Regions from separate parts of the Homo sapiens genome. Here region 2 is linked to region 1. The links are chromatin loops, found by intact Hi-C in ENCODE. Cell type or tissue: K562. All regions are shown on one strand. Links, peaks and the distances in the headings refer to the core of each region. The heading gives the core; the rest is flanking DNA.

Region 1 (16,247 bases), core at 3,671-11,670:
CTCCTCTGGGAAGCCACAGCCCCTTTTCCTTTCCTTTGCCATAGAACTTCCTGTGCCATATTGTAATTTTCTGGTTATCTGTGGAGTAGATTGTCCAATGATGCAGAATACATTTTCCTGTGAAGTGAAACAAATAAGCAGTAGGCAAATAGCCATTAAGGGGTCTGGGGACCTCCTTAAACAAAGGAAATGAGACTCCAGTAGCTTCACCAAGATGCAGAATTGTTGAAGTGTGTTAAGGTAAACCACAGTGGCTCTGAACACAGGCCAGTAGCAGGAACGGGCAACAAGTCCCTGGAATGTCACTTCCTTAGAGAAGTGACCCTATCACATACCTTCATCTTTTTGTTTTGTTTTGTTTTTTGACGTGGAGTCTTGCTCTGTTGCCCAGGCTGGAGTGCAATGGCATGATCTCGACTCACTGCAACCTCTGCCTCCCGTATTTAAGCGATTCTCCCACCTCAGCCTCCAGAGTAGCTGGGATTACAGGCATGTGCCACCATGCCCGGCTAATTTTTGTATTTTTAGTAGAGACAGGATTTCGCCACGTTGGCCAGGTTGGTCTCGAACTTCTGACCTCAGGTGATCTGCCTGCCTCGGCCTCGCAAAGTGCTGGGATTGATTACAGGCGTAAGCCACCACGCCCGGCCTACCTTCATCTTATTTTGTTTTCTTCATTGCATTTATCATCATGAAATTATTTTATTTGTTTCATGAAATTTCCGTGATAACAGAGATCTTGCCTGTTTTGTTCACGCAGTACTGTCAGAGGCCTGGGCAAGTTACTTAGCCTCTGTTTTACTTAAAACCTCTGTTACAAAATCTCTCATTGATAAATGTACCAACCCCTTAGGGTGATTCTGAGGATTAAATGAGTTAATATTAGAACTTAGATCAATTCTAGCTAACATTTATATTGCTCTTACTAGGTTCCAAGCACTATTCTAAGCCCTTTATATATTCATCAATTTAATCCTCACAACAACCTTATTAGACAGGTTCTATTATTATCCTTATGGTAATATTATTATCCCCAATTTATGATGAGGAAACAAAGAGGACAGTTAATCAGCCTAAGGTGATACAGTTAGTAAACACACAGCTGGGATTGAACTCCCAGAGTTTCCACCCTTAACCTCTACATTGTACTTCTGCCTAGTATAAATCCTTCTTGAATGAATACAGTTACCAAGAAAATGGAAATAGATGGAAGCAATGAACTAACTCAGGAATCAGGACAGGTATTGAAGGGGAACAGTGGCTTGGGATGTGTCAGTGATACTGGAATTTGCATCTATTCTAACGGAAAATGGCTATGAGGGTCAATTTACAATGCAGTAAGGAGGAAGGAGCAAGGTAATTCTTGGCTGAGTGTAGCACTGGAGTAGGGTATTGTCTTCCTTCACATCCTGAAGAGCCTCTGAAACCTGGGCAGGGATTCACACTGATAGCAAGAATACGGACTGGTGCTGGAAACACAGCCCCCATCACATCTCATGGGACACATTCAAAGGAACCCACTCCAGCACTGGCAGTAAGAGAAGCAAAGAAGAGGACCTCTCTCAACCATCCACGTTTCAACCTCCTCTGGCCTTGGCAGCTGCACCCAGTGTTTTATGGGATACTACTGGGAGATCCTTTAAGATACAGAGTGTTAGGTGACCCAGCTAGTTATGTGAGTCTTTGCCACCACTAGTAGTGAGCTTCTGGAGGTTGGGGAAGAACGTTTTGTTTCCTTTTCAATCCCCGGGTCCCACACAGGTTCTGGCACATTGAGGGTATCCAATACCCATTTTTTGAATGAAGAGAACCGAATGCTTATTCTGAACAGATGGGATGATACCTAGACAAGGAAGTTGCTGATAACTTAGACGTTTTAGCTGAAGGGTAGTGGTAATGATGGTGTTTTGGAAGGACATTGAAAGAATGGAGAAATCATAGTCTAGCTAGTTCTAGAGAGGTGTGTGAAGAAAACTGTTTAATCCATCACAAATTTAAAGTCCTTCCTGGTCCAAGGTCTTATTTAAATCCTTTCCTAAAATCTCTGCAGTCTGCTTAAGTTGGAGAATTCTTTTCCCTATTTTTATTCAAGAATGAGTTGGTAACAGTAAACAGAGTCCACTATTGCACACCTATTGGAACTGTTTTTCTTTTCTTTTTGGGGGCGAGGGGCAGTGTCAGGGTCTCACTCTGTCACCCAGGTTGGAGTGCAGTGGTGCAATCATAGCTTACTGTAAACTTGAACTACTGGGCTTAAGCAATCCTCCCACCTCAGCCTCCCAAGTAGTTAGAACTCCGGCACATGCCACCATGCCTGGCTAATTCAAAAACAATTTTTTTGAGAGATGGGATCTCGCTATATTGCCCAGGCTGGTCCTGAACTCCTGGCCTCAAGTGATCCTTTCACGTCAATCTCTCAAATTACAGTCATGAGCCACAATCCCCAGCCAGGGAGCCGTTTTTCCAACTCCCAGCTTTTGCAAGAGCTGCCTGAATAAAAATTGTGCCTATAGAAAGGGAGGCCTCTAGCCCCTCCTTAATGGTGTGCTTCTGCTTTGCACAGTGGATATATAGGATGTCTTTGAATCAGCTATTAATTGTCTACATTAAATACTTGGGTTGTCTCTGTATGACTCAATAAACCAACTCTTTAAAAGAACAGTAGCTAAAAATAAGTAGCTATTTTCAACATAGGTGTGTGTGTGTGTGTGTGTGTACAATATGCATATGTATATATATATATATTTTACCCATCACATGAGCAGATTTCTTTACATTATATTAAAAATATGATTCTAGAAATACTTCTGTTCCATAAGACTGCTCAACCTCAGCAAGTTAGATCTGCATAAATATCTCTTGACTACTAGGATCAGCGTCACCCCTTTCCCTTCCTTCACTTGTTCCCTCTTCCAAAGGACTCCACTTATCTTTGTTTGTGCTGCTATAACAAAATACCCAAGACTGGGAAATTTATAAATGGTACAAATTTATTTCCTCACCGTTCTGGAGGCTGGAAAGGCTCCATCACAACTGGTGTCTGGTGAGGGCTATTCTCTGCTTCCAAGATGGCACCTTGTTGCCGCAACCTCTGGAGGGGAGGAATGCTGCATCCCCACAAGGTGGAAAAAACAGAAGGGGCAAAAAGGGCAAACCCTCTCCAGGAAGCAAGCCCCCCCTTTTTTTTGAGATGAAGTCTTGCTCTGTCGCCCAGGCTGGAGTGCAGTGGTACAATCTTGGCTCACTGCAACCTCTGCCTCCTGGGTTCAAGCAATTCTCTTGCCTCAGCCTCCCAAGTAGCTGGAACTACAGGCACCCACCACCACACCTGGCTAATTTTTGTGTTTTTGGTAGAGATGGGGTTTCACCATGTTGGCCAGGCTGGTCTCGAACTCCTGACCTCAGGTGATCCGCCCACCTTGGCCCCCAAAAGTGCTGGGATTACAGGCATGGGCCACTGCGCCCGGTCCCAGCAAGCCCTTTTTTTTTTTTTTTTTTTTTGAGATGGAATCTCACTCTGTTGCCAGGCTGGAGTGCAGTGGCACTCAGGGAATAATTTCCTAGGAGTACTGAGTCATTCATTCATTCAACAAATATTATAGAGTACTTACTATGTGCTTCATATGATGAGAGTAACTAAGGATAAGAGTATGAATCAGGACTAGTGGAGCTTGGCGGGGAGAGACATATAAACCAATAAATGTGATATCAGAGTTAAAGACAGTCATAAAAACAACAAAAGTACTGTGGGCATCCAAAGGAAAGGAAGGGCTGGTTTGATCTCAGGGTTGTCCTCAGCCACAGAGGATGGCACTTTAGAGCTAATATTTCTAAATTCCAACAGGCGCCCCCCTGTTTCTCTGGGATGATTTATTAATAAAGATTTATTAAGAACCAAGTGTGGTGGCTCACGTCTATAATCCCAGCACTTTATTTGGGAGGCTGAGGCAGGTGGATCACCTGAGGTCAGGAGTTCGAGACCAGCTTGGCCAACATGGTGAAACCCCGTCTCTACTAAAAAAAAAAAAAAAAAAATTAGCCAGGCGTGGTGGTGGGCGCCTGTAATCCCAGCTACTTGGGAGGCTGAGGCCTCATCCAGCCCGGGTGACAAGAGCAGGACTTCATCTCAAAAAAAAAAAACAACAAAAAACCTGGCACGGTGGCTCATGCCTGCCATCCCAGCACTTTGGGAGGCCAAGGCAGGTGGATCACCTGATGACAGGAGTTTGAGAACAGCCTGACCAACGTGGTGAAACCCTGTCTCTACTAAAAAAATACAAAAGTAGCCGAGCGTGGTGGCAAGTGCCTGTAATCTCAGCTACTGGGGAGGCTGAGGCAGGAGAATCACTTGAACCCAGGAGGCGGAGGTTGCAGTGAGCCAAGATCGTGCCATTGCACTCCAGCCTGGGCAACAGAGCAAGACTCAGTTTCAAAAAAAAAAAAAAATCTGTATTCATAACCAATGCATCTCATTGCTTCTTGCCCTCAATTGATCCTCCTGGGATTAGCAACAATCTCTCTGAAATTTCTTCATTTTTCCCCATTCCATTGATATTGCTGCAATTTTTTTTTTTTTTTTTTGAGACGGAGTCTCGCTCAGTTGCCCAGGCCGGAGTGCAGTGGCACAGCTCACTGCAAGCTCCGCCTCCCAGGTTCACACCATTCTCCTGCCTCAGCCTCCCGAGTAGCTGGGACTACAGGTGTCTGCTACAACGCACAGCTAATTTTTTGCATTTTTAGTAGAGACGGGGTTTCACCGTATTAGCCAGGATGGTCTCCATCTTCTGACCTTGTGATCCGCCTGCCTCGGCCTCCCAAAGTGCTGGGATTATAGGTATGAGCCACCGTGCCCAGCCTATTGCTGCAATTTACACCATCAACTTACCTCACCAGAAGAGCCTAGTAGTTAAGAACACAGGTTCTGGAAACAGACTATGTAGATTTGAATTCTGGCTCACTAGCTGTGCATTTTTGGGAAAATTACTTAATCGCCTTAATCTCTCTATATCTCAGATTCCACATCTGTAAAGGAGGGATACTTCTTAGGGTTGCTGTGAGAATTAAATGAGTTAATATATATAAACTGCTTAGAAGAATGCCTGGGAGGCAATAAATGCTAGCTACCATACTATTCTTGGTTTCTTTCTGTTTCAGAGTCCTGCAGGAATCAGATGGCACACTCAAACTAGATAATTTGAGGAGTGCTTAATAAAGGAATCATTTACAAAATGAGTGCAGGGTTTAGAGAGACCAAAAAGGGATACAAAATTTCCCCAGTGCTAGCTAGCAACAGCTAGCTAATCATCACTACCCAAAGGTAGTAACAAGGGATGTGGGGGGAGTGATTTGATTACCAGAATCTGAAGAGGGCAGTTGTGTGGCAGATGCTGTCTGCTAAGAGCAGTGACCTTTGGTGGAGAGAAATGTCCTCACACAAAGACTCGCTAGGGAGGGAGGTGGGGGATAAATTATTGGACCTGTCTTTCCCCATGACCTCTGATCTCCTACTGCTATCTCCCAATGCCGGACTCAACCAAAAGCCAGAGGGCAAAGGAGTCCAGCAGGAGCCCACATAGGTCAAACTTCTGGGATATGCAGCAGGTAAGTAGAGGGAGTACAGCAGGTCTTCGAATAATGTCATTATGTTCAACGACGTTTCATTATAACGTTGATGAAAAAAATAGATTCCTGGCAGAGGCCACCGTGTGTGAAGTCTGCACATTCTCCTCATGACTGCGTGGGTTTTCTCTGGGTACTCCAATTTCCTCCCACATCCCAAAAATGTGCACATTAGGTGAACTGGTGTGTCTAAATGGTCCCAGTCTGAGTGAGTGTGGCGTGTGGGAGAGTGTGCCCTGTGAGGGAATGTCGTCCTGTCCAGGACTGGTTCCCGCTTTGTGCTCTGCTTCTGGGATAGGCTCTGGCGACCTGTAACACTGACCTGGAATAATTGGGAAAATAATTATCTTATACTTGTTTTTATTAATCTTTCTTAAATGTATGTATAGCTCACATTTATTATATTTCAAGGTTTAATATTAGAAGTGTTTTGGGTCTTTATTTAGATGTTTGATGTTTCGTGACCAGAAATATGCCATAGGAACTTATTTATATCAATTAGCCTACAGCTAAATTGATTTCTTTATATATTGTTTCCCTTAGTCACGGTTTCCAAGAATCTATCGATGACATTGAAGACTTACTGTATCTGGAGATGCAAACAGAAAATATCTAGCACACCTTCCCCCTAGCCTTGCCCTCCTCCGTTCTTTGTCTTGCAGTCATGAATGATCTTTCTAAAGCAGGAAATGATATTGTTCTGCCTCATCTGATGCATGTTGGTAGCTCCCCCTCTCTCAGGATAAAGTCTATACTCCTTAACATAAAATGCAGGGCTTAATAATTATCTCCAGTTCACCCCTCCAGTTTTAACTCTCGCCATTTTCCTCTCAACCTTTCCGGTTGAGCCATATGCAATTACTTTCAAACCTACAAGAGCATTCCTTTCTTTGACCTTTCTCATGTCCTGGAACTCTGCCTGGAATCATCCTTCTCCCCTTTCATTCTTCTTCACTTAACTAATTCTTACTCATCCTTTATTTATACATAGAAGGGGTTTCTCTTACCCAGCTAGATTTTGGGGGAATCTAAGCTCTGTTTCTGTGGCAATGCTTTTTTTTTTTTAGATGGATTCTCGCTCTTGTCACCAGGCTGGAGTGCAGTGGTGCAATCTCTGCTCATTGCAACCTCCGCCTCCCAGGTTCAAGTGATTCTCCTGCCTCAGCCTCCTGAGTAGCTGGGATTACAGGCATGAGCCATCACACCCGGCCAGTAGCAATGATTTTCTAAGTTCTGAAAGTAGTGGCATGTTAAGGCTGATATTTGGTAGTATTTTCATCTTTTATGCGGATTTTTTTTTATTCTCATGAGGTTCTAATTATATATGATAGGTACTTAGCCTACAAGGCGGTACTGAAAGTAATGAGTTGAGTTTTTAATGAGCTTATCAATATATAACTTCAAAGGGCTCATTTGAAAACCACTGAAACCTAATCTATATTCCTGGAATCTTGGGATGCTAAGATAGACTTCTAGGAGTCTTATTTACATTGAGAAATATGGGAGCTATTTCCCATATTTCCCAATGAGAAATATGGGAGCTATGATAAGTATTCCTTTTGGAAAGATGACTGGGCTCTGACAGACAGGAAATCAGTCACATGAGTGGAATGTAGACAAAACCTGCTTTTGGTCTGTGGGCTGAAGGATGAGAAGAAAATAAAATGTAATAAAGGTTTGTTTTTTCAAAACTATATAGTCATCTTCTATGTACCAGATAACATATTTTCTCCAAGTAGAAGTGAATTCACAATATTAAAGAACTTCTAGGCTGGGCACAGTGGCTCATGCCTGTAATCCTAGCACTTTGAGAAGCCGAGGCGGGAAGATTGCTTGAGCCTGGCCAACATGGTGAAACCACCCACCTCCCCCAAACTCCGACCCCCACAGAACCTCCCCACTTCCCCCACTCCGTCTCTACAAAAAATACAAGAATTAGCTGGGTGTGGTAGCACATGCCTGTGGTCCTAGCTACTTTGGGGGGCTTAGGCAGAAGGATGGCTTGAATCCCAGAGGTAGAGGCTGCAGTGAGCTGAGGTCGTGCCACTGCACTCCAGCATGGGCGACAAAGTGAGACCCTGTCTCAAAACAAAACAAAACCAAAACCAGAACAACATCTATTGAATGCTCCTTTGTCTGACTCTTTTTTTGACAACAAAACCCAAAACAAACAAACAAACAAACAAACAAAAAACCCCAAAGGCTCTCATAATGGAGGAACATGGGTGGTGGTTTAAAGGGAGATAGGATGTGTCCTGGCAAAATCAAGATGGAAAGTCTGCTTCTTCTTCCCCCTTAAGACCAAACATTCTTGTTGAAGAAGACACCCACTTCTGTGTCTCTAGCTCCACCTTGAGGTTTATCAAGAAATCACCTATTCCGGCCACAACGGGTGAATTAGGTTAAAAAGAGCCGAGATCTTTATGCTGTGCCAACAGCTCTTGAACTTGTACTTTGGGCCAGGCTCTGTAATAAGTGCTCTTTGAACATAATGACATTTAATCCTCACAATAATCTTATAACAAATGTATTTTATAATGAGGAAAATTAAGATTAAGAGAGTTTCAAGAATTCAGGACTGGTATAAGATCACACAAGTGGCAGAGTCAGGATTTGAACCCAGCATCTTCTAGGCCTTCGTTTTCGTTCACAAGTGTCTGTGTATACACTCATGTGCACATCTATCACACATGTTTTTCTTTTCCTTTACAACACACCTGTACATCAATCATTTTATTTAATTCTCACAACAACTCTATTAAGTGGGAATTAATATCCCTTTTTGGAAGAAGGTGAGGCTTAGAGAAATAACCTAATTTTCCCTAGGTCATATGGCTCTTAAGCAGTGAGTTTAACCCAGGGCTCCTTTCTCAACTATATGAATAACATGCAACTTCTCAAGCTGACTTGTGATGACTCCTCACAACTTCTTGTCAGTAGCTCCTTGATATTACCAAAGAATTCATCTGAAGACTTGCAAAACCCCCTACTTTAGGAGTGACACTGTAGAACATAATGTCCAAACAAGACACATGTACAATGAGAAGAGTACAGTAAAGCAACATTAAGACGTGGATGAGGTGGGGCACAGTGGCGCACGCCTGTAATCCCAGCACCTTGGCAGGCTGAGGTGGGTGGATCACTTGAGCTCAGGAACTCAAGACCAGTCTGAGAAACATGTTGAAACCCCGACATTACAAAAAATACAAAAATTAGCCAAGGATGGTGGTACACATCTATAGTCCCAGCTACTCGGGAGGCTGATGTGGGAGGATTGCTTGAGCTGGGGAGACAGAGGGACTTGGATGCTATAGGAGATTGACTAGGCTGATTTACTTTTCCCACATTTTCCCACAGACCAGCATCATGGTGCATGATCTAAACTGGCCCTGTAATGTTAAAAATTATTCCAGGTCAGGGACCACTGGGGTTCATCACTTTTGATTAATGGAAATGAATATTAATATTAAATCCATTAAATTCAAAATATATTTAGTGATGGTATGCTCCTACTGCTTGAATTTGCATTTTCTTTCTTTTTTTGTGTGATGTCCTCCTTTTGCCTGCAAACACTTTCTGTCCTTCTGCCAATGAAACAGAAAATTTGAGAGTTGTGAGATAAATGGTAACACCAAGTGCTGGAGGAAAGAAGACAGGTATCTGTCTGTACCTGGAGAGCAGGAGAAAGTTTAGAAACAGGGCTAAAGGACTAGGAAGTATTCTCTAGGTATAAATGTCTGGGTGTTAGGGATGGGAGAGAGTTGAGAGGACCTTCCAGGAAGAGGGAAAAGAAAGGGCAGATACAAGGAAGTCCGCACACAGAGTGGTGTGAGTAGGTTGTGTGGCTCCTGATGGTTGAAGTTTAAAATCAGAAGGGAGATTTGAATAGATGCTTACTTCTCAACAGGCTGCTCTGTTTTCTAAATATACCAGAGCAACAGTAAATAAGCATTTAATGCAAAACTTGCCCTCTTAAAACAGTGACTTTGGGATCATCAAAATTGCATTGTAACTGAAGACAACAGAAGCACAGGGGAGTGAATAGATGACCTCAGGACAGCTTATTCTGGGCTGAGATAGAATACAACATTCTCTCTCACTGCTTTTTTTTTTTTTTTTTTAAGTTCTGGGATACATGTGCTGAACGTGCAGGTTTGTTACATAGGGATACATATGCCATGGTGGTTCGCTGCACTTATCTAACCATCATCTAGGTTTTAAGCCCCGCATGCATTCGGTATTTGTCCTAATGCTGTCCCTCCCCTTGCTCCCCACCCCCTGACAGGCCCCAGTGTGGTGTTCCCCTCCCTGTGTCCATGTGTTCTCATTGTTCAACTCCCACAAACGAGTGAAAACATGCAGTATTTGGTTTTCTGTTCCTGTGTTAGTTTGCGGAGAATGATGGCTTCCAACTTCATGCATGTCCCTGCAAAGGACATGAACTCATCCTTTTTTATGGCTGCATAGTATTCTATGGTGTATATGTGACAATTTTTTTTATCTAGTCTATCTTTGATGGGCATTTGGATTGGTTCCAAGTCTTTGCTATTGTAAATAGTGCTGCAATAAACATAAGTGTGCACATATCTTTATAGTAGAATGATTTATAATCCCTTGGGTACATACCCAGTAATGGGATTGCTGGGTCAAATGGTATTTCTGGTTCTAGATCCTTGAGGAATCACCACACTGTCTTCCACAATGGTTGGACTAATTTACACTCCCACCAACAGTGTAAAAGTGTTCCTGTTTCTCTACATCCTCTCCATCTGTTGTTTCCTGACTTTTTAATGAACGCCATTCTAATTGGCGTGAGATGGTATCTCATTGTGGTTTTGATTTGCATTTCTCTAATGACCAGTGATGATGAGCTTATTTTCATAGGTTTGTTGGCCACATAAATGTCTTCTTTTGCAAAGTGTCTGTTCATATCCTTTGCCCACTTTTTGATGGGGTTGTTTGTTTTTTTCTTGTAAATTTGTTTAAGTTCCTTATAGATTCTGGATATTAGACTTTTGTCAGATGGATAGATTGGCAAAATTTTCTCCCATTCTGTAGGTTGCCTGTTTAGCCTGATGATAGTTTCTTTTGCTGTGCAGAAGCTCTTTAGTTTAATTAGATCCCATTTGTCAATTTTGGCTTTTGTTGCAATTGCTTTTGGTGTTTTAGTCATGAAGTCTTTGCCATGCCTATGTCCTGAATGGTATTGCCTAGGTTTTCTTCTAGAGTTTTTATGGTTTTAGGTTTTAAGTTTAAGTCTTTAATCCATCTTGAGTTAATTTTTGTATAAGGTGTAAGGAAGGGGCCCAGTTTCTGTTTTCTGCATATGGCTAGCCAGTTTTCCCAGTACCATTTATTAAATAGGGAATCCTTTCCCCATTGCTTGCTTTTGTCATGTTCGTTGAAGATCAGGTAGTTGTAGATGTGTGGCATTATTTCTGAGGCCTCTGTTCTGTTCCATTGGTCTACATATCTGTTTTGGTACCAGTACCATGCTGTTTTGGTTACTGTAGCCTTGTAGTATAGTTTGAAATCAGGCAGCGTGTTGCCTCCAGCTTTATTCTTTTTGCTTAGGATTGTCTTGGCTATACAGGCTTCTCTTTTGGTTCTATATGAAATTTAAAGTAGTTTTTTTCTAGTTCTGTGAAGAAAGTCAATGGTGCTTGATGGAAATAGCATTGAATCTATAAATTACTTTGGGCAGTATGTTCATTTCTACGATGTCAATTCTTCCTATCCATGAGGATAAAATGTTTTTCCGTTTGTGTCCTCTCTTATTTCCTTGAGCAGTGGTTTGTAGTTCTCCTTGAAGGGGTCCTTCACATCCCTTTTAAGTTGTATTCCTAGGTATTTTATTCTCTTTATAGCAATTGTGAATGGGAGTTCACTCATGATTTGGCTCTCTGCTTGTCCATTATTGGTGTATAGGAATACTTGTGATTTTTGCACATTGATTTTGTATCCTGAGACTTTGCTGAAGTTGCTTATCAGCTTAAGGAGTTTTTGGGCTGAGACTACGGGGTTTTGTAAATATACCATCATGTTATCTGCAAACAGAGGCAATTTGACTTCTTCTCTTCCTTGAATTTGCATTTTCAAGGCAGTCCATAAAGTGGATAACCCAAATGAATGAATTAACGTTTAAACCACAGGCATTTGATGTAGGCCCTAGGAGTAGCTGTTGGTGACAAAATGGTGTAATGGAAAAGCTGTGAGCTTTGTAGTAGGACCTAAGACTGAATTCCTGCTCTGCCACTTGCTAGCTGTGTGTCCTTGGGCAAGTTATTAATGTTTCTGGCCTCAATTTCCTTACCGTTGAATAAGGAGTCAGTGGACTCAGAGGATATTAACTTTTGTAAATCCGTCTTATTTTTCACAGAAAGTAATTGCTAAAGTTGGTATACCAGTAAACGAATTGTCCTGTTGGAATCTAATGACTGATTTTCAATAGATGGAAGGAGTGGTCACACCATGAGTTAAGGTGCGAAAGCACTCAGGAGACCTTTGGGAAGTGAAATTTTAAAGAACATATACACAATAGGCAGAATAATGGCCTCCCAAGGATGTCTACGTCCTAATTCCTGGAATCTGTGAATATGTTAAGATATATGGCAAAGGAGAATGAAAATTGCTGAAGAAATTAAGGTTACTAATGAGCTGAATAGGGAGATTATCTTGGATTATTGGAGTTGGCCCAACGTAATCTCAAGCATCCTTAAAAGTAAAATAGGCCAGGCATAGTGGCTCACGCCTGTAATCCTAGCACTCTGGGAGGCCAAGGTGGGCGGATCATGAGATCAGGAGATCGAGACCATCCTGACTAACACGGTGAGACCTGTCTCTACTAAAAATACAAAAAATTAGCGGGGCATGGTGGCGGGCACCTGTAGTCCCAGCTACTCAGGAGGCCGAGGCAGGAGAATCGCTTGAACCCGGGAGATGGAGGTTGTAGTGAGCCGAGATTGTGCCACTGCACTCCAGCCTGGGCAACAGAGCGAGACACTGTCAAAAAAAAAAAAAAAGTAAAATAGAGAGTCAGAGGAAGATACACTATGGAAGAAAGACAGAGAGATGCAGTGTTGCTTTGAAGATGGAGGAAGAAGAACACACGCTAAAGAATGTGAGCAACATCTGGAAGCTGGAAATAGCAAGGAAACAGACAATCTCCTGGAGCCTTTAGAAAAGAATGCAACTCTGCCGACCCCTTAATTTTAGGCCAGTGAGAACTGTGTCGGACTTCTACAGAACTGTGAAATAATACATTTGTATTGTTTAAGCCACTACGTTTGTGGTAATTTGTTACAGCAGTAATAGAAAACTAATACAACCCACATAAGTCCATCACTGTGTCCAGACTTGTTACCTGTTTCCTATAGTGGAGTGGAAAAACCACTGGACTTGGAAGCTGTGGGGTTTTTTTTGTTTTGTTTCTTGTTTTTTGTTTTTGAGATGGAGTCTTGCTCTGTTGCCCAGGCTGGAGTGCAGTGGCACGATGTTGGCTTATTGTAACCTCCACCTCCCGGGTTCAAGCAATTCTCTGCCTCAGCCTCCCGAGTAGCTGGGATTACAGGTGCCCTCTGCCACGCCTGGCTAATTTTTATATTTCTAGTAGAGATAGGGTTTCACCATCTTGGCCAGGCTGGTCTTGAACTCCTGACCTCGTGATCCACCCACCTCTGCCTCCCAAAGTGCTGGGATTACAGGCGTGAGCCCCTGCGCCCAGCCAATGCATCCTATGCATGTAGGAAATTATTATTTACAGTGCCTGATACATAGTTGGTATGCAAAAAGCATTTGCTAAGTGAGACTAATTATTACTTGACAGTCCTTGGGATGTGGAAATGTGATTGCAAAACATGTGTTAGGTACTTTGGGAAGGAAAAGAGATCATATATGGCATCTACTCCTAAATTAATTACAATATAATTAGGGAGGCAATATTCATGAGAAGATTTAAACAGGAGTTCAAAATTTATATAAGACAATAGTACAAGAGAAGTCACAGGTTATATATGATTTACTGCCAAGGAAATGATACCAACAACATGTATCCCAAGTTCAGGTATGGAATGGATATGGGCTGTAATAGTCAAAGTTCAGGTATGGAATGAGTGTGGGCTGTAATAGTCAAAGAAGGCTTCTATGAGGAGGTAGGTCAACCAGACTGGAGCACAGTAGGATCTTGGAGAGTGTGGGTAGAGGAAGAATAATCACTACTGTTACCCCCACAAACACCATTTTTCTGCCCCCAATTTCAGGAATTTACATTGTTCATTTAAGACACTGATAGTTCCAGTGTTTCAAATGGTACCCTTTTTGTCTCCCTTCTGTAACATTTTTCCTTTTAATTTTGAAATAATCTCCAACTTACAGGAAAGTAACAAGAACAGTACAAAGAAGTATTTTTTTCCCCTCTGAACCTTTCGAGAGTAGGTTACCCCTATGATGTTCCATCATTCACAAATTCTCAAAATCAGGAAATCAACATTGATGTATTACTATCATCTAATCCACAGAACCCATTCAAGTTTAAGCAGTTATCCCAATAATGTCATTGAAAGTGATGCATTTAGTTATGTCTCATTAATCTTTAATCAGAACAATTCTTTAGTCTTTCTTCGACTTTCATGACCTTGCTACTTGTAAAGATTATAGGTGAGTTATTTTATAGAATATCCCTCAATTTGATTTGTCTGGTGTTTCTTCTTGATTAGATTCAAGTTACGCATTTTGGGCAGGAATAGCACAGAAGGCATGCTGGGTTTTTCCTCGTGACATACTGTCAGGCTATAGCAATTTCAATTTGTCTCCTTACTAATAATATTAGTTTACAGATTAAGTGGTGTTTGCCAGGTTTTTCCACTGTTAAGTTATTCTTTGTCCCTTCTTAATTAATAAGTATTTTGTGAAGAGGTACTTTGAGACTATGTAAATATTCCATTCCTCATCAGATGTGTACCAAGAAGTTTAGCATACATAGATGTTTCTTGGTTGATTTATTACTGTTATGGTTGCCAAATGGGGATTTTCTAATTCCATCATTGCTTGTACATTTATTGTTGGTATTATACTGTAACAAAAAGTTTTCTTCTTTCATTCATTCATTCAGCAGTTTAGACACATTAATTCCCATTAATACTATTGTTATTTATTTTGAGGCTCAAATTGTCCACATTCTGGCCCTGGGAGTGAGAGTCCCTCCAAGCTGGACTCTGTGTCTTTTTGATATGTTCTCATTATTCTATGAATACTTCTTTACTTTGTGGCTTAGCAAGATGTTCCAGGTTCATCTTGTACCTTCTCTGCCCTAGCCTTGGAATCAGTCATTTCTCCAGGAAGCTTTGGTTCTTTTTATTGGAAAATGGCCTTTTAGTGCAAAATGCATTTGGAAACCAAAATGGAGGTGTTAGGTATGCTCATTGCTGTTGGGGTGTCACTGCTCCTAGGTCCTCTTAGTGAACATAGCTAGAAAATATATGTATGTATATACATACTCACATACACATACACACACACATTTTATTATTATTTTTGAGACAGAGTCTTGCATTGTCACCCAGGCTGGAGTGCAGTGGTGCAATCTCGGCTCACTGCAACCTCCACCTCCCGGGTTCAAGCAATTCTCCTGCCTCAGCCTCCCAAGTAGCTGAGACTATAGGCGGGTGCCACCACGCCAGGCTAGTTTTTGTATTTTTAGTAGAGATGGAGTTTTGCCATGTTGGCCAGGCTGGTCTCAAACTCCTGACCTCAGGTTATCCACCCACCTTGGTCTCCCAAAGTGCTGGGATTACAGGCATGAGTCACTGCGCCCGGCCACACACACACATCTATGTTTTATTCTATGTCCACCTATTGCAAATCATGAGTTTACACAAATACCTACAATTCCAATCCAACACCACAGAGTTCATTCTAATTTTCTGCTTTTCCATATTTGTAACTCCTTACATCTACAGTGAGAAGCCTGGATCCCATCTCCCATTATCCTCAATATATTTATTTATTTGGTAAATCACCCGTTTGTAACCAATCTCCCATTGTTACTGCGGCCCTCACCTCTCCCCTCCTCACTCTGCTTGGATTCGGACACTTTGCACTATCAGCCTATGTGGTCACCCTCTTTAACCGTGCATGCTCTAACAAATATCATCATGCTGTTACCACACATGCTGGACACAGGTGCCAGGCTTGCTTAGCTCTACCTAAGTAAATGATTTTTAGACACAATTATTTAGAAGGTAGGCAGGCTGTTGGAAAGCCAGATGCTTTCTTAATGAGAGTTATCAACTGTCATTTTCGTGTACATGTTATAACATTTGTTACTGTGCATATTACATTTAAAGCTTAGACTGGGGGGTTGGCTGGGCACAGTAGCTCACACCCTATAATCCCAGCACTTTGGGAGACCAAGGTGGGCAGATTGCTTGATCCCAGGAGTGCAAGACCAGCCTGGGCAACATGTGAAAACCTGTCTCTATAAAATAAAATTAAATAAAGTAAAGCTTAGACTTGGGGTTAACTACAGCAGGGAATATCAATGATCAAATTAACACATCATAAGTCTATTTATTCTAGGTATGTGACAGGCAACATGTAAGAGATGAAAAAATATAATCTTTGGAATCAGA
Region 2 (11,546 bases), core at 1-8,000, 450 kb before region 1:
CCCCATCTTCCCCCACCCCCTTTTTGAATTATTAATTCAAGATCAACAAAGCATTCCTCAAGATCACTTTTAAAAAAGGTTAGAAGTGAAGCAAATACATTCAGCTTACTGATCACTATAGTATTGCATAAGCACAGCTCAAGAACTGAGCTTTGTATGTGTCCTTTTGGGGGATAACAGGGCTGGACCATGCTTCCCTGCCCTTAAACGCAGAGCTTTTAGTGGGTCACAGAGCGGGAACTACACACAAGTGACTTTTTTCCCCATGAGCCCTCTGGCCGATTTTTTTTTTTTTTTTTTTTTTGAGACAGAGTAGCTCTCTGCCAGCCAGGCTGGAGTGCAGTGGCATGATCTCAGCTCGCTGCAACCCCCACCTCCCAGGTTCAAGCGATTCTCCTGTGTCAGTCTCCTGAGTAGCTGGGATTACAGGCACCCACCACTATGCCCAGCTAATTTTTTTATTTTTAGTAGAGACGGTGTTTCACCATGTTGGTCAGGCTGGTCTCGAACTCCTGACCTCATGATCCACCCACCTCAGCCTCCCAAAGTGCTGGGATTACAGGTGTGAGCCACCGCACCCGGCTGGCCAATCTTATCAGAAGTGAGCTACCAAAACTTCCACAGATGTGAGATTTAACACTTAATTGCAGTCACGTGTATGCAACACAGCAATAATCTAGAATGAAAAGGAGGGTGATTAGCCTTCATAAGATGACCTATAGAGCAAAGAAAGGTGACTGGAAGGGTTCCTAACCCAACCTACTCCCCTTAGGGTGTGTATCCAACCCAGTGCTTCCTAAGAGGGTTACGGACCACTGTGGTTATCCTCTAAAGTTCCAGCCAGCTCTAGGAGTTTCTAAATTCAGGCCTCTGTTGGAAATGGCCTATTTCGATAGATAGAAAGTTTTCTATAGCTCTAAAGGTTTCTCCTTTGCAACCCATTCAATTTCAGTCTGCTGCTTTGCTCTTTCAAAACAGAACCTCCAGGCTGACGAGGCAAGACAAAGCCTCCCACCAGACTTGGAGATTGAAGTTCTTAAAAGGCCTTTGTTGTAGCCAAAGGCATGCATGCGTCACTGGTAGTAGGAGGAGCCTGTCCCAGCTTCATCTTGTCCTGAGATTTATCCACATACAGGAAACAGGCGGGACACAGTGGCTCACGCCTGTAATCCCACCACTTTGGAAAGCTGAGGCAGGTGGATCACCTGAGGTCAGGAATTCAAGACCAGCCTGGCCAACATGGTGAAACCCCGTCTCCACTAAAAACAAAAACAATTAGCTGGGCATGGTGGCCGGCGCCTGTAATCCCAGCTACTAGGGAGGCTGAGACACACGAATCCCTTGAGCCCAGGAAGCAGAGGTTGCAGTGAGCCTCGATTGTACCACTGCACTCCAGCCTGGGCGACAGAGCAAGACTCTGTCTCAAAACAAACACAAATACAGTATCCAAACATTGGAGATTAGTGACTCACCTGCAGTTGGGAGCCAGCTACAACCCAAATCATTTTAAAATTTTCAATTCTTTGATCTCATGCAATGCACACTTTCTTCTGAATTAGCAAACTGAATAAACTACAGAAATTTTTTAGAATCAAGAAGTCTTGCTTACAATTAAAGGGCAAACTCCTGTGACTCTAACATTTTTCCTTTCTCACAGCACCATTCTGAAATTTGCATTGTTGCTTCTGGATTTTGAAGCCTTGTTTTCCAAGTATTTGTGGGCAGCTCCTAAAAGACTTTGTCCCTTAAGTAAGGGCAGCTGCTTTCAGGATGAAACCATGCGACTGAGACTGGCAGATCCTGGGAGCTTGCACCTGGGTCAGCTCCACAGATGGATTCGTTTCTTCTCTGCCTCAGCTGCCCAGGCTCTAAAATGGCATCATTTCTCCCTACTTCTTAGCCCTTCTGACTACATACAATCCCTGAATTCCCATTGCCATGATTATTATTTTTGCATTATAAAAATAGAAACCGGCCAGGCACGGTGGCTCATGCCTGTAATCCCAGCACTTTGGGAGGCCAAGGTGGGCAGATCACCTGAGGTCAGGAGTTCGAGACCAACTTGACCAATGTGAAACCCCATCTCTTTTAAAAATACAAAATTAGCTGGGCGTGGTGGTGCATGACTGTAATCCCAGATACTGCGCAGGCTGAGGCAGGAGAATCACTTGAACCCGGGAGGCGGTGGTTGCAGTGAGCCGAGATAGTGCCATTGCACTCCAGTCTGGGCAACAAGAGCAAAACTCCGACCTCAAAAAAAAAAAAAATAGAAACATCATTACAAACTTGCTAATTCCAGAAACAATGTTCAGCAGGTTGATTGTTGTTTGAAATGTGTTAAATGCATAAATTATTTCCCAGGTGACCAGTTATCTAGAGGTAAACTTAACTGAAAATCTTGGGCCCACCAGTGCTCAGGAACCACTGTGGCTGGGGGAAGACAAGACGTGGGAATTTACAGAGGCATAATTTCAAATCTGTAGCCCTAGAGTCCAGTAGTTCCTCAGAAGATGTTGATAAAAATACATTGCCTAGCATTTGATAAGCATTTAATAATTTTAAAAAATTTAATAAATTACCAGAATGGCAATTCTATTCCTCTTAAGTATAGAAGGATCGCTGTATCTCAATCTTTAAGTTTACAATCCAGAAGATTTGCCTATTTCGAAATGTGGTTCAGCCCCTTGCTTTATATAATTCTTACAATATACATTGTATAAAAGCAAGGATAAACAAGGAAAACAATTAACTATCATTGGCTATTTTATGCCCAATTCCACAAATGATTTTACTAAACACAGAGGACATTTGATGCAGCTGAGAAAGGATCTGAGGGCCAGAGTTTGTCCTTAGTGGGAGAATTTAAAAGCTTGCACTGAACCAGAATAAATAAGTACAATGGCAAGCAGGAAGATAAACCACAGGAAAACAGGACCAGTCCCTGTAGAAGTTCCAGACTTTTGAGGTATGTTCAGACAAAGCTGGCTATTAGACCAAAAATAAGCTGCCCCTGTTAACAAGTGCTTCCTGTTCTTGTCAGGTTTGGAGGTAGTGGTTACCAGGGCTCGGTCCTGACAAGCTGCTGCTCTGTGGGCCAAGCTTCCCCTTAGAAGCTCTGAGTACCTCTGAGCCTGTGGGAAAGGTCACAGTAAGAGTTCTGTGCAACCACCGTCGGTAAAACCTTTGGAGAGGCAGATGTCGACTATAAGCTCCCACCTCAGAGAGCAGGATGAACCTACCCAGATGTTTCCCAGGCCAGGCCTTTAGGCCTCTGGAAAACAGCTGCTGCCGCAAACACAGCTCCACAGCCTGCTGTTGCCTCGTGCTAAACCCAGCACTAGCCACTGGGGAGCAGCCTGTCGCTGTCCCACAGGCCTGCGCTAGCTTCCAGGGAATTCTTGGAGCTGTACTAATACTGCAGAAAAACTAGTTTAGCCTTGGCTTTCAGAAGATGCCAGTGACAATGGAGTACATTGCCCTAAAGCAGTATTTTCAAAATGTGCATTGTGGAATCCATTTGGTCTAAGATCAAAATAAATTTTTAATGAAACAGAAAAAGGTCAGAGTGCATCACACATATCATGGATAAACCAGATTTTGGTTTCTAATACCACTCCCATTAAAAGAAGCCAGGGCTCCTTGCAGAAATAGCTGATTCCAGGGCTAGGGCAGGATAAGCACAAGATAAGCCTGAAGCATCTTGTTAGGATAGAAATAAAAAAGAAGTACTCAAAAAAAAAAAAAAAAAAAATAGCATATCACCAGGATGTAGGAGCCAGCTTGAAGGGTCTCTTGTCTAGCTAAAGCTGAGACCATTTGTGCACCAAAATAATGAATTGGAACCACTGAAAAAGGCCAGGCTTGGTGGCTCATGCCTGTAATCCCAGCACTTTGGGAGGCCAAGGTGGGGGGTTTGCTTGAGCCCAGAAGTTTGAGGCTGCAGTGAGCTAAGATTGTGCCACTGCACTCCAGCATGGGTGACAGAGTGAGACACTGTTTCAAAACAAAACAAAGCAAAACAACAGTCCATGAGTGTATAATGAAAATTAAATGAATAAATTGGGAAGGAAGGGCTTCTGCTTATAGTAGATTACCAAGTGCAACCTGTAAAGCTGGAGAATGCGCTAGAATTGGAAAATCATTTTGCAAACATAGTAAAAGATCAGTGCAGGTAAGAAACATCAATGCATGCTAATTTAACGGGACACTTTCATAGGCAAGAGATTTGCATGGTCTGAAAGTCTACATATACTGGTTATAAGTTCCAGGTAGGGGGATATACAGAGAAGTTGGACACCTTGACCAAGTGATCAAAATTTACCACTATCAATGAGGGGGCAGATGGATATCAAGTCATTATGGGCAAAAACACATAAACTGATTCTAAATATGAGGAAATATCAAACTGAGTTGTTTTCTGTTAAAAAAAAAAAAACAGGGTGGGGTTGGGGGTGGCTACATTCACCAAAAATATCAATGAGGCTGAGTGCGGTGGCTCACACCTGTAATCCTAGCAGTTTGGGAGGCAGAGGATGGCGGATCACTTGAGATCAGGAGTTGGGAGGCAGAGGATGGCGGATCACTTGAGCTCAGGCCTGGCCAACATGGTGAAACCCTGTCTCTACTAAAAATACAAAAAAATTATCTGGGGGTGGTGGCGGGCGTCTGTAATCCCAGCTACTCCGGAGGCTGAAGCAGGAGAATCGCTTCAACCTGGGAGGCGGAGATTGCAGTGAGCCGAGATTGCACCACTGCACTCCAGCCTGGGTGACAGAGCGAGACTCCGTCTCAAAAAAAATACATATCAATGACATAAAAGATCAAGATGAGTCATGACAGCCATAGCCATGTCTGATTCTATACTGGAAGGTTTACTGGAGGGAAAAAATGCTACAAAGAACATCACTGGGCAGATGCCAGGTTAAAGTATCAAATCCATGTTTGACTGAAGTAGAGAACTGTCCTACAGTTGTGTAAGAGAATATCCTTATTTTTAGGAAATAAGCATTTAGGAGGAAAGGCCTATGATGTACGCAATTTACTCTCAAATGCCTCAATTTTTTATGGAGAAGGAGAAAGGGAGAGAGAAACCCTGACAAATCAAATGGGACAAAATGTTAATAAGTGAACAAGAGGGGAATCTGGGTAAAGTGTGCGTGGGGTTTTTTGTACTTTCAACTTCCTAGAAGTTTAAATTATTTCTCAATAAAATGTATTTTTAAATTCCTCCAGTATTTATAACTAAAAATGTCCTGGGTGTATTCCATCAGCATTCACAGAAATACCCAGTTGAATACCTGCCATCCACACGGGCAGATCTCCAGCAATCCTGAACTCACCTCTGCTCTCCACATGACATTTACACTGAGTTGCCCTTCCGAAACTGGAAGAGTAGATTAAGCCCTTGAGTCTTCGATTCACTTCAATGAATAATCTGGTAAAAACAAAAATCTAAGTGTGACTTCTACTTGATAAACAGCTGTGATGTAACTGGGACAAGATCAGTGTGGAATTATCCTTTTTATACCAATTCTGTACAAAGAGTGCAAGAACTGATGCTTTATATTTTATTTCCCCTCTGCCCTCCCATCCCACCCTTGGTGATGGTTGTACCCATTTGAGCATTTCTGAGCACATGACCATAAGTAAATCTTGAGAGAGGAGCGGAATTCTTGTCTAAACAGTAACAGAAGGGGATTAGCTGCAAGGATAGCATAACTGTTGTGCAGGAACAGAAGCTGCCCAGATCTTCTTGGTGGACAATGCATAGAAGACTTAGAATTATGGAACATCGGTCCCCCCAACCACCCTTTCCCACCCGTCTCCCAAACCCCCACTCCCACCCTATTCCCCACCCCATTAATAGTGTTAACAAAAGCTTAATCTTCCAGTTTTAAAGTGCAAATGATTTGGGTATGACTGCTGTTGCAACAAGTCTGAACAGAAAAAAATGAAGTCTTCTCTGTTTATACGATGTTTTCCAGAATATAAAAGATGAGTTCCATGACAACGGGGCCCTCACTAAGCTGGCAGGCCCCTCCATGGATCACCGGCACCAAGGCGCTGTCCAGATCATTCATGTACTGCGAGGGAAGGGGCTGGCCATTGCTCCCTGCTTGATAGCCAACCTATACCACAGAGAGAAAAGGAGGAGAGGTTACTGAACAGAGAAGGCCTCTCCAGGGCTGAGGGCAAGGAGGCTGAGCAGGAAAGGAGATGTCCTTTTTGGCCATAGGCTAAACATATGGCAGTGAATACAAATTTATCCTCTTTTCTGGGTGATCACTTATCCTGTTGTTTACTCCTCCTGACCACTTGACAACCATGAGGCACTGGGTAAGCCACTTAACCTGTTATGGTCTTAGTTTTCTGGGGAAGGGTAGAGGTGTGTAAAAAGGTATGGAGTATCAGAAATAATACCTTAATCTTTGGTTGTGAAAATTAAAATGAGAAATACACAATGTACAGCTCCCTAACCTAGTAGGAACTGAATATTTGTTCTTGCATCCATCTGTTCATCCATGCACCATTCTGAGCAACTACAAATGCAGGGATCCAAAGATGAATGTAACAGGGCCCTGCCCTCAAGAGGCTCACATATTTAGCAGAAAAATGCTTGTTCTTTGTTTTATGTGAGATAGGACCAGAATACTTCATTAGTATAGCATTGGGCAAGCCGTTAAGCAGAAAATAAATATTTGTTGATTGATGACTAGTCAGGAACTGGGGCCAGACACAGAACCTTTCATCATTCCCTGATAATGGCACAACCCTGTGATCAGGAACCAGTTTCTCCTCATAAGCACTCAGGCCAGAAGCAGCTTGCTGGGCAGAATTAACACTCACTCAGTGGGGAAGGGGGATCAAGCTGAGCCTACACCCAAGTTCCAAGTGACTCGGAGCTAAAGGGTTGAGGGAACAGAGAGGTCTGGCAATTTGTAAACATCAAGGCAGGACCTGGCAGGTCCTACCACATGCTCCCCTCTTTACCCCACACTAAGAAGGAAACCAGCTCCTTGGAAGGCATGCAGGTGAAGAAGCCACAGTTCAAATGGTTCTGAGAGAATCTGACCAAGCATCACATGTGGGTATAGTACTATTAAAGAGAGGGCCAAAAACACTATATCCAGTCAGGCCAGAAGGTCGGAGAATTAAGCTCTCTGGGGTGATGCAGAAAAACTCACGTCAGAAATACAGACGTTGCCCAAGGCCAGCTTTAAAAGCTGCGGAAGACACATCATACCTGATCTGAGTCAAGTGTCACACGTAGTCCCAGTTTGGTCATTCCATCTTCCTTCAGAAGTTTCAGGTGAGGACAGAGAGCAAGGCAAAAAGCTTTGGCAACATGCTCAGTCAATCTACTGTGATCTGCAGGATCACTGAGGCAATTGTGCTGGTCATCGTTTTCTAGGAAAAACACCTGTTCCCCAAACAAAAGAGACTTTTAAACTTGTGCCTAGATTTTGGGAGAAGTAGATTAGCTCACTGTATATGAGCACCCTGATTCTCCAAGATGTGCAAGAAGACATGACAGGAACAGGACACCATAAAGTCCCTGGTCCAGGAAAAGTTGGGCATTTGTCTTCCACCTAAAAAAAAAACAATCCCTGTCTCTCCATCTCTGCATCCACAAAATGACAGCAGCAGCCTGCCTAACTCCCTGCAAGCCTCCATGGTTGCAATGGCACATTCTTCTCAGAACTAGAAAAGGCCTCCATTTTGCATTGTATGCCACTAAAAGGTAATCCCTGTATGTGGACAATTTACCTAGAAAATGATCTTAAGTCTAAGAGAATGGCTCTTATAGCTGACGTGACCCAGCTGCTTTATTTTACAATTAGTCTTAGAAGGGAATTGACTGGCTCAAGGGCACAGAAGAATTTAAGAGACAGAGGAAGAGCCAGGCTGAGCCTGGCATCTGAGCCTTTTATTGCAGAGCTTTTTCCACCACACAGCCCTGCCACTATAGAGGCGGGAACTGTGTCAGCACTGTGCACAGGCAGAAGTGGAACACACTTGGAACTGATGACCTAAGTCCTAGCACCATAGAGGAAGGGTCATGAGCAAGTCCGTTAGAGGACTAAAGGAAGTTAAAGGACTTTTTTTTTTTTTTTTTGGAAACAAAGTCTCACTCTGTCACCAGGCTGGAGTGCAGTGGCATGACCTCTGCCCACTGCAACCTTTGCCTCTTAGGTTCAAGTGATTCTCCTGCTTCAGCCTCCTGAGTAGCTGGGATTACAGGCATGTGCCGCCATGCCTGGCTAATTTTTGTATTTTTAGTAGAGATGGGGTTTCACCATGTTGGCCAGGCTGGTCTTGAACTCCTGACCTCAGGTGATCTGTCCACCTCGGCCTCCCAAAGAGCTGGGATTACAGGCATGAACCACCGCACCTGGCCCAAAGGACTTACTTTATTTTTTTTTTGAGATGGAGTCTCAACTCTGTTGCCCACCGCCCAGGCTGGAGTGCGGTGGTGCGATCTCAGTTCAGTGCAACCTCCACCTCCTGGGTTCCAGCAATTCTCTTGCCTTAGCCTCCCAAGTAACTGGGACTACAAGTGTGCACCACCACACCTGGCTAATTTTTATATTTTTAGTAGAGACGGGGTTTCACCATGTTGGCCAGGTTGGCCTTGAACTCCTGACCTTAGGTGATCCTCCTGCCTCAGCCTCCCAAAGTGCTACGATTACAGGTGTGAGCCACCGCACCCGGCCCAAAGGACTTCTTTTTTTCTTTTTTTTTGAGATGGAGTCTCGCTCTATTGCCCAGGCTGGAGTGCAATGGCACGATCTCGGCTCACTGCAGCCTCCACCTCCCAGGTTCAAGCGATTCTCCTGCCTCAGCTTCCCAAGTAGCTAGGATTACAGGAGCCTGCCACCAAGCCAGACTAATTTTTGTATTTTTAGTAGAGATGGGGTTTCACCATGCTGGCCAGGCTGAGGACTTCTTAATAATTAATTTGTCTCGGCCGGGCACGGTGGCTCATGCCTGTAATCCCAGCACTTTGGGAGGCCAAGGAGGGTGGATCACAAGGTCAGGAGATCAAGATCATCCTGGCTAACACGGTGAAACCCCGTCTCTACTAAAAATACAAAAAACAAAAAACAAAAAAAATTAGCCGGGCGTGGTGGCAGGTGCCTATGGTCCCAGCTGCTCAGGAGGCTGAGGCAGGAGAATGGCGTGGACCTGGGAGGTGGAGCTTGCAGTGAGCCAAGATCACACCACTGCACTCCAGCCTGGGTGACAGAGTGAGACTCCGTCTCAAAAAAAAAAAAATTAATTTGCCTCTGTAAAGTGGAAAGCACCTGACTTCTCTGGTTATTGTAAAGATAAAACTATATAAAGGCAAAATATAAGGCCGGGTGCGGTGGCTCACACCTGTAATCCCAGTACTTTGGGAGGCCGAGGCGGGCAGATCACAAGGTCAGGAGTTTGAGACCAGCCTGGCCAACATGGTGAAACCCTGTCTACTAAAAATACAAAAGTTAGCTGGGTGTAGTGGCACATGCCTGTAGTCCCAGCTACTCAGAAAGCTGAGGCAGGAGAATCGCCTGAACCCAGGAGGCAGAGGTTGCAGTCAGCCGAGATTGCACCATTGCAATCCAGCCTGGGTGACAAGAGCGAGACTCCGTCTCAAAAAAAAAAAAAAAGGCACTTTGGGAGGCCAAGACGGGCGGATTGCGAGGTCAGGAGATCGAGACCATCCTGGCTAACACGGTGAAACCTCATCTCTACTAAAAATACAAAAAAAAAAATTAGTCGGGCGTGGTAGCGGGCGCCTGTAATCCCAGCTACTCAGGAGGCTGAGGCAGGAGAATGGTGTGTACCCGGGAGGCGGAGCTTGCAGTGAGCCGAGATTGCGCCACTGCACTGCCGTCTGGGCGACAGAGCGAGACTCTGTCTCAAAAAAAAAAAAAAAAGGCAAAATATAAAAGACACAGAAATGCAAATACACGATGTTTCTATATAGCAACCCCTAGCTTACTGCTCCATAAGGAACTTACACTGAGAGGACTACAAAGGAGGCAGCTCCGAAGCCCCGTACCTGGATGCACTGGAGAGTGGTGGCATGAAATGACCGAGTGGGAGTCAGGAGACCTGAGCGCTGGCCCCTGCTCTGCCATTAACCAACATCAGTCACAAAGTTACAGTCACATGACCTGTTTGAGCCTGTCTTCTCATCTGCATCTTAGGATGGGTAGCTTGCCTACCTCACTGCTACTGGGGAGCAAAAAGGAGGGAACAGAGGTCAAACTGCTTTATAAGCCATAAAGTGTTTTACACGTTCCAGACTCTGCACTGCTCAAAATGTGTCAAAGGGACGAATCATTACATAGCAAGCAACTAAAATCCCTTGGCTGCATATGAAATCATGGAGCCTGTTATGCAGGATGAGTCCCTTAGGACTACTGCTCAGAACTGGAGAACCAGGTCTCATCTCTGCTATCAGGAACTAGCCATATGAATTTGAGTAAGAGATTTAACAACCCTGGGTCTCTGTTTCCTTTTGTGTGAAATGGAAAAGCCAGAAGTCGTAGAATTTTTTTAAAAAAACATAAGAGTTTCAAAGCTGAAAAGAATCCTAGAGATCTTATAATTTAATCCTTTACAAATGAGCATACATGAGGTTCAAAAGTAATAAAGGGATCTAAGATCTACCAGCTTACGAGAACTTTTAAAATTTTTTTCGTATTTTATTTTTTCTCAGACCTCTTGGGGATGAAGAGAATAAACTTTCTGATCTATATGACATGTACATACAAAAAAGGGTCACTGCCCTGCTCCTCTCATTCCCAGGTGAGCCTCTAATACAGCTTTCAAGTTAAGGAGCAAATTAATACAGTGGGAAAGAGCTTAGGAGTTGGCCAGATCTGGGTTTTAATCAGGATTTTATCATTATTTATTTGCCTTGTAATCTTGAGCAAGTTAATTAGTCTCTGAGCTTTAGTTTTGTTTGTTTGTTTTTGGAGACGGAGTTTCGCTCTTGTTGCCCAGGCTGGCGTGCAATGGCACAATCTCGGCTCACCACAACCTCCACCACCCAGGTTCAAGCGATTCTCCCACCTCAGCCTCCTGAGTAGCTGGGATTACAGGCATGCACCACCATGCCCGGCTAATTTTGTATTTTTAGTAGAGACGGGGTTTCTCCATGTTGGTAGGGCTGGTCTCAAACTCCAGACCTCAGGTGATCTGCTCACCTTGGTCTCCCTCAAAGTGCTGGGATTACAGGCGTGAGCCACCACACCCGGCCTAGTTTTTTTTTTTTTTTTTTTTTTTTTTTTTGAGACGGAGTCTTGCTCTGTTGCCTAGGCTGGATGGAGTGCAGTGGCGTGATCTCGGCTCACTGTAACCTCTGCCTCCCGGGTTCAAGTGATTCCCATGCCTCAGCCTCTCAGGCAGCTGGGACTACAGGTGTGCACCACCATGCCTCGGCTAATTTTTGTATTTTTAGTGGGTATGGGGTTTCACCATGTTACCCAGGCTGGTCTTGAATTCCTGACCTCAAGTGATCCACCCACCTCAGCCTCCCAAAATGCTGGGATTAC

The links. Hi-C counts contacts between places; a loop is a spot of excess contacts. Peaks named below come from ENCODE experiments on the same cell type or tissue, not always from the same donor. Only the 100,000 strongest peaks of a DNase experiment are listed, where the experiment ranks them.
Region 2: it touches region 1 in a loop (4-fold over the local background); 3 of 110 quality-filtered maps call a loop at or near these places.

Annotation. Positions count from the first base shown.
Region 1 is chr1:51,888,761-51,905,007 of GRCh38, reverse strand. No RefSeq gene overlaps it. Among named protein-coding and RNA genes, the nearest start is that of NRDC, 18 kb to the right of the region's middle. RefSeq lists an enhancer at 6,482-7,681. In K562, for the core only: a CTCF peak has its summit at 7,970 (motif pointing left); a DNase peak (open chromatin) is centred at 7,957; H3K27me3 peaks cover 1,519 bases.
Region 2 is chr1:52,340,642-52,352,187 of GRCh38, reverse strand. ZFYVE9 (zinc finger FYVE-type containing 9) reads right to left here. Exons shown (of 19, transcript NM_004799.4): 18 at 7,244-7,420; 19 at 5,554-6,128. The coding sequence ends at 5,967. CC2D1B (coiled-coil and C2 domain containing 1B) reads left to right here. Exons shown (of 25, transcript NM_001330585.2): 25 at 1-1,591. Among named protein-coding and RNA genes, the nearest start is that of CC2D1B, 20 kb to the left of the region's middle. RefSeq lists enhancers at 38-1,011, 917-1,211, 1,012-1,986. In K562, for the core only: a CTCF peak has its summit at 3,351 (motif pointing right); a DNase peak (open chromatin) is centred at 3,324.